Regions from separate parts of the Homo sapiens genome. Here region 2 is linked to region 1. A link is a contact called in ENCODE Hi-C data. All regions are on one chromosome and are shown on one strand. Each heading gives the region's core, a stretch centred on a gene start or an enhancer-like site at or near the end of the contact. The rest is flanking DNA. Distances are from core to core; before and after follow the strand shown.

The links. Hi-C counts contacts between places; a loop is a spot of excess contacts on that map. Pooled maps may share reads with other maps.
Region 2: a loop to region 1 is called in a map of ascending aorta, with 4 times the contacts of the local background. The contact joins the enhancer-like site here to the promoter of LSS in region 1. A Hi-C loop is called at or near these places in 1 of 168 maps with a recorded cell type or tissue (ascending aorta) and 6 of 50 pooled maps.

Annotation. Positions count from the first base shown.
Region 1 is chr21:46,227,365-46,230,360 of GRCh38, reverse strand. LSS (lanosterol synthase) reads left to right here and starts at 1,587. Exons shown (of 22, transcript NM_002340.6): 1 at 1,587-1,629; 2 at 1,762-1,927; 3 at 2,671-2,809. The coding sequence starts at 1,616. MCM3AP-AS1 (MCM3AP antisense RNA 1) reads right to left here and starts at 1,130. Exons shown (of 4, transcript NR_110565.1): 1 at 1,095-1,130; 2 at 1-34. RefSeq lists silencers at 783-1,222, 1,283-1,542, 1,553-1,722, 1,783-1,832 and enhancers at 1,252-1,546, 2,263-2,332.
Region 2 is chr21:45,952,912-45,955,907 of GRCh38, reverse strand. No RefSeq gene overlaps it. Among named protein-coding and RNA genes, the nearest start is that of COL6A1, 27 kb to the left of the region's middle. Within about 2 kb of position 1,492, at least 8 of the 41 ENCODE cell types and tissues checked have a DNase peak (open chromatin) inside an H3K27ac peak, as active enhancers do; they include ascending aorta, where a contact is called at or near this core.

The DNA.
Region 1 (2,996 bases), core at 338-2,837:
TAGTGCTTGGTGAGGCAGTTTCATGGCCTAGAGGCTGGGGGATATGTTTGTCTGACTTAACGGGTGATTTAGTAGCTTGCCCTCTTGCTTGCAGATTTAAGCCTTGTCCTTCAAGCTAGGTTTTTAATTTGTGGCAAAGCTGATATTTTGATACCCACCCATCTTATTGCTGTGTCTTTTTCATCCGTTTCTGAACTGGGATAGGAAGAGGTGATTATCCTTGATTGTCTAAAACCCCGCTATTCCACTGTGGGGAAGGTGCCTGTGGGTATTCTTTTGTCCACTCTCTCTTCCAACTTTCTCCTCCGGCTTGCTGTGGCTCACCGCCCCTTCGAAGTTAGGCTGGGGGTAGGAATTGAGGAGTGGGTGCCGAAATGCTCACTAGGCTGGGGCAGTTGTAACTGGATGTCAGGGCTTCTGTGGGCCAGGTGAAGACATGCTGGGGTCTTCTGTGGGTCCTTGACCTGACTTACGGACCACTGGCTGCAGCCTCCAGACGTCAGCCATGTTTCCAACAGTCAGACGCCCCCTGCCCTGTTGCGCCCGGCTGTCCCTTCCAAGTTCGGTCACTCGCTCTGCCTCCATCTTCCTCTTCCCTCTGCTGCTAAGGCTTTTCACCTTTAATTTCTCCTGGGGCCACCCCCAACTCCAGCGACCCCGTGAGCAGCTGAGGCTCTACCGCGCTCGGTCCTGGCCAGCGACGCAGCCCTTCCCTGGCGGGGCTCCAGGGCTTCTGGCCCCTGTGGTCCGCCAGGTGTGGGGGCCCACGGCCTCACCGCGCCTACCCCACTCCCCCCGGCGAAGCTACGCGGCGCTCAGCTTCCCAGGGACGCCGGCGGCGCCCTCGGCTCCTCCGCTCCGCCCCGCCCTCCCCCTGGTCTCGCACTGGAGCCGACGGCCCGCGCCCACCTCACCTCAGGGCGGCCTCCCGCCCCCACCCCCGGCCCCGGCGTCCGGGCAAATCCTGCAGCGCGAGAGCAATTCCCTGCCACCCGACCTTCGCACTCGCTGTCGCTCGCTCGAGCCTCGCTCCCCACGTCCTTCCTTCCGACCCGCGGCTGGACCCTCCTCACAAATTTCTCAGAGAGGCTCACCTCAAAGCGCGGCGCACGAGGCCGGGCTCCCGGGACGCAAGCCTCTAGAGGGCGCGCGAGAGGCCCCGCCCCCGCCCTTCGGCCCCACCCACCAGCCCCGCCCCCACCCGCACCCACCAGGCCCCGCCCCCACCTCCCCACCCACCAGCCCCGCCCCCACCTCCCCACCCACCAGCCCCGCCCCTCATGCCCCGCCAATAAGGCCCCACCCGCCTCCCCCGTCCCGTCGCCTTCACCCACCATCCCCGCTCCCTCAGGCCCCGCCCCACGCCGCATGGGGCACCAAGCGCTCCACCACTGTGGTCGCCTGGCACACCCCGGGGTCACGCTCGCGGCGCTCTGATTGGTTGCGTGGGCGTCGGCCCACCTAAGCCTGAGCGCCTGCCGAGGCCTGCGCCTGCGTAGTGCGCGCGGGAGGGGCGGGAGGGGCGGGAGGGGCGGGAGGGGCGGGGCTGGGCGGCAGGTCCCGGGTGCGGACATCTGGCAGCTGGCAGTGGGCGGCGTAGAGCACTGCAGCAGCAATGACGGAGGGCACGTGAGTCCCCTCGCCCCGGGCTCCTGACGAATGCGGGGTGGTCCTAGGTGCTGAGGAGAGCGCGACTGGGGCAGTGGGCCGGCGGCCGGCGTTGGGGCGGGGCCTGGGTCGCTGATGGCCGGTGGTCCTCAGGTGTCTGCGGCGCCGAGGGGGCCCCTACAAGACCGAGCCCGCCACCGACCTCGGCCGCTGGCGACTCAACTGCGAGAGGGGCCGGCAGACGTGGACCTACCTGCAGGACGAGCGCGCCGGCCGCGAGCAGACCGGCCTGGAAGCCTACGCCCTGGGGCTGGACACCGTAAGTTGCTTCCGCGGAGCGTCAGCGAGCTCGGGACCCTGAGGGGTGAGCCGTGAGGAGCACGTTTTCTCTCAGAAAGGCGGGTGGGAGGACCCGGCCAGCGACGCCCATCCCCAAGGCGAGCGCCCACGGGAACTGCGTTCGCGGGCCCCTCCGCTTCAGCCCCTTCATCTCTAAACCACGCATAGGAGACTCCTAATGTTTTATTTTTTAGCACCTTATTTTGAGATAATTTTTGACTTATAGGAGAGTTGCAAAGATAGTTGTAACTTTGTTTTTATTCACAAAAAGTGTTTGGATCCACTGTCTTAGTTGTGTGCATTGTAAGAGATTTTGGTCGTCAGAGTCTGCAGTGTAAACAGGGTCTCCTGCCGAGCCCCGGCCACCGAGGGAAAGGCTGTGCCGCCCCTTGGGCCCTCTTTGAGAGGCCCGAGTCCCAGGCCCAGGTCGGCACCCGTGCCCCACCCTACAGTCTGGGTGCCTGGTTTATTCCAGACATCTTGGAGAAGTTGTGAAGAATACATGACTGGCAAATAAAGCAACGAAAATGTGCAGCTGTTCTTTTACTTTGCTGAGGTGTGATGCTCTCATCAAAGAGTTTCAGACTTTTGATGGAAACAGCTGAAACTTTTAAAGTAATTTACATTCACTGTTTTGACTTGGGCTGTATGTGAAGAGGGTTCCTCTGGCCGGGCAACAGTCCCGTCAGCTATCTCTTTTTTTTTTTTTCGATCTCTTTGCAGAAGAATTACTTTAAGGACTTGCCCAAAGCCCACACCGCCTTTGAGGGGGCTCTGAACGGGATGACATTTTACGTGGGGCTGCAGGCTGAGGATGGGCACTGGACGGGTGATTATGGTGGCCCACTTTTCCTCCTGCCAGGTAGGAGTATGCTGCCCCAGCCTGATGGTATGGCCACCCTGGATCACCCTTGGGATCCTGGCCCAGCCTGGTCTAGGGTTTTGATGAAGCAGGTGAAAATCCAGGGGCTCACAAGAAAAGGGCTGGCAAACTCTGCCCTATGTCAGAGTCGTCCTGCTATTGGTCTAGGGGATCAGCTAGCCTTGCC
Region 2 (2,996 bases), core at 243-2,742, 270 kb after region 1:
TATACAGTCATAAATACATTTTCAATAGGACGGGCGTGGGGGCTCACACTTGTAATCCCAGGTGACTACAGGAGGCCGAGGTGGAGGATCGCTTGAGCCTAGGAATTGCAGACCAACCCGGGCAACAAAGCAAGACCCTGCTTCTACAATAAATGAAAAAATAAATTAGCTGGGTGTGGTGGTGCACGCTTGTAGAGAGTAAAAGTTTTCCTCTTCAAATTTCCCCTTCTTGTTAAAGAATACATCATAAGTGTTAGAAATAATAGTTTCTTTTAAAGACTTTCTTCAATTCTCCTTGCTTTGTGCTAATAACTCTTTGTTAAGCCCTATCCCATGTAATTGTTGGACATGCTCACAGACACGTTCCAGCTCACAGCCTATGCCCCTTCCTTATTTGGAAATGTTATTGCTTCCTTAGACCTTTCCTAATTACCTATTTAGGAAAGTTTCAGGTTATTAGCAAATCAGGTATCAGTTTAAGACTGTGAGGCCCAGCTCCAGCCAATGGATGCAGGACACAACAGTAAGGACGACCCAAATGCTTAAGGGTTAATTATGTCTGCCTTTCCTTTGCTTAGGTGACCTCTCGCGATCATTCCATCTGTGACTGAGCACCCTTTCTGCAGAAAGTAAAGATGGCCTTGCTGAGAGATCTTTTGTGTCTGTGCTGACTTTTCTTCGCGGCACCGATTATCTATTTCGAACAATTTTGGTATTTCTAACAGCACTTGTAGTCCCAGCTACTTAAGAGGCTGAGGTGGGAGGGTTGCTTGAGTCTAGGAGTTTGAGGCTTCAGTGAGCTATGACAGCACCACTGCACTCCAGCCTGGGGAACAGAGCAAGACCTTCTTTCAAAAAAAAAAAAAAAAGAAAAAAGAAAAGAAATAGAACTAATCATACAAATGAAATAATTGGAAAAAACAGCAATGTAACAAAATGATCCCAAAGTAATAAGAAAAAGGGAAATGACAAAGATACTGGCAGAAATCAATGAAATAGAGAAAAATAAAATAATATGAGTAGCAAAAACCAAGGATCATACTTTGAAAAGATATATTGATTTTGACAATATTGAGCAAAAAAAGAGGAAAATATAAATAAAAATAGAGACTGAAAATACAGAAATAACTGCAGACAGAGGGATCAAAGAAATCACAAGAACGTTATGAGCAGCTGCATTCAGAAAGTTTGAATTCCCAGATCGTTTCAAGAAAAAACAAAATGCCAGAGCTGACCCCGGAAGAGGCCAGCGCGCGCCTGCCCCAGGCTTCCCAGGTAGACTCTGCCAAACTCAAGGAACTGCTCAAGCTTAACTTAGACAAACTGGCTCAAGCCAGAACTTAGAGAAGGGGCAAAAGGCTGGTATAAGCCAATTCCAAAACCAGCTAAAGATAATCCGAGCTTTTGCCTGCTCAGCTGCTGGGTGCTGTTCCCAGACCAAACCGAGGGTGGGGCTGCTTGTTCTCTCGGCCCAGTAACGAGACGCAGATGAACTGGGAGAGGAGTGAGTTAACCGGTTACAGGGAGAAGGCCTGGAAATTATCGCCAGACCAACGTTTTCCAGAGCTTGTGTGCCTTCTAAGCTCTGTGTCTGCGTGTAAGTGTGCACTCATCCAAAGACATAAGTGATGAACTTCTCATCTATCACTAAGGCCTGAGTCCTGAAGACCTTCCTCTGGAGCCTCAGTGGATTTACTGAATCTAACTGGGTCCAGGTGCTGGGGTGATCACCCTTATCTTGCCCTCTGCTAAATCACGGAGGTTGAGGGAGCTCCTTTAGTTTCCAAGGAAGCTTGTTTGTGGAGGTCTGGGGAGTTTCTTCAGACCCCAGTAAAACTTGTTTAATCCTAAACAGGTCCTGTTAAGAATTCCTTCATTATCTTGTCATGCTTCAAGGCCCTGGAGAGGCCTGGGCAAAACTCTCAGGGGACGTCTTTTACAGTCCAGCCTTTGCATAAGGGCGCTGGCTCTATCAGCTTTTAATATTTATCCTCATCCCTCAGTCGGTGTGGAAACAGTTGTTCCCGGGGGCCTGCGTGAGTGAGACCTGGCCTGCCTCGGTACCATTCCCGGTGCGCTTGGCACAAAACAATGAAACAAATAGCAGGCCCGTGAAGGGAAATATCCTAAATAAAATATTAGCTTGCCAAACCCAACAGCGTATGCTTTTAAAACCACACGTGATCAAGCAACGCTTGTCTGTGAATGTGACGCACATGCATTGGGAGGTCTGTCGTGTAGCCCACCATAGTCACAGGCTAAACGGAGAAAAACATCTCGGCCAATGCAGAAAGCACATCCCACAAGGTTCAATACCCATTAGTGATACAAACTCTTAGCAAAGTAAGGACAGAGGGAAAGTTGCCTAATTTCAAGTTTTATTACTGGATGTCCTGGCTGTGGGATATGGCGAGGTTTCTCTTCAAATAGCCTGATCAATCTTTTAATTCAGAGTACCCCTCACACGGTTTTTTCCTTTTTCCTTTCTGCCTTTGTTAGATGCCCAGGCATGCCACAGTACCAGGCATTATCAGTACCAGCTCACATTCCTGTCCTTATTTGGAAAGAGGACTAACTTTCTAGCTCACTACAGACACCCCTTCCCCTTTCCTCTCTTTTACGTGCTCACCTTATCTAAAAAAATTCAAATGTTCAGCCAACCGGGATTAGATTGTACAACCCGACCCCGGCCGATGGGGAAAGGGCACGGGGGCAGGGGCAGGACTTGTGGCAGGAAGAAAGGCTCTCGTGCCCCTTTGTTCAGATGTACTCTCATGGCGACTGGCCAAGGAGGCACCCCTCTGCGCAGAAGTAAAACTGCTTTGCTAAGAATCCTTTGAGTGTTCAATTTCCTTAGGATTTTGAGCGTTATTCCTACCACGGCTAAGTGTAGAAAGAGAAAGAAAGAAATGCAAAGATTGGAAGGGAAGAGAGACGGCTGTCATCTGCAGGTGACATAATCCAGCCACAGAAACCATCAGAATCACCAGCCAAAG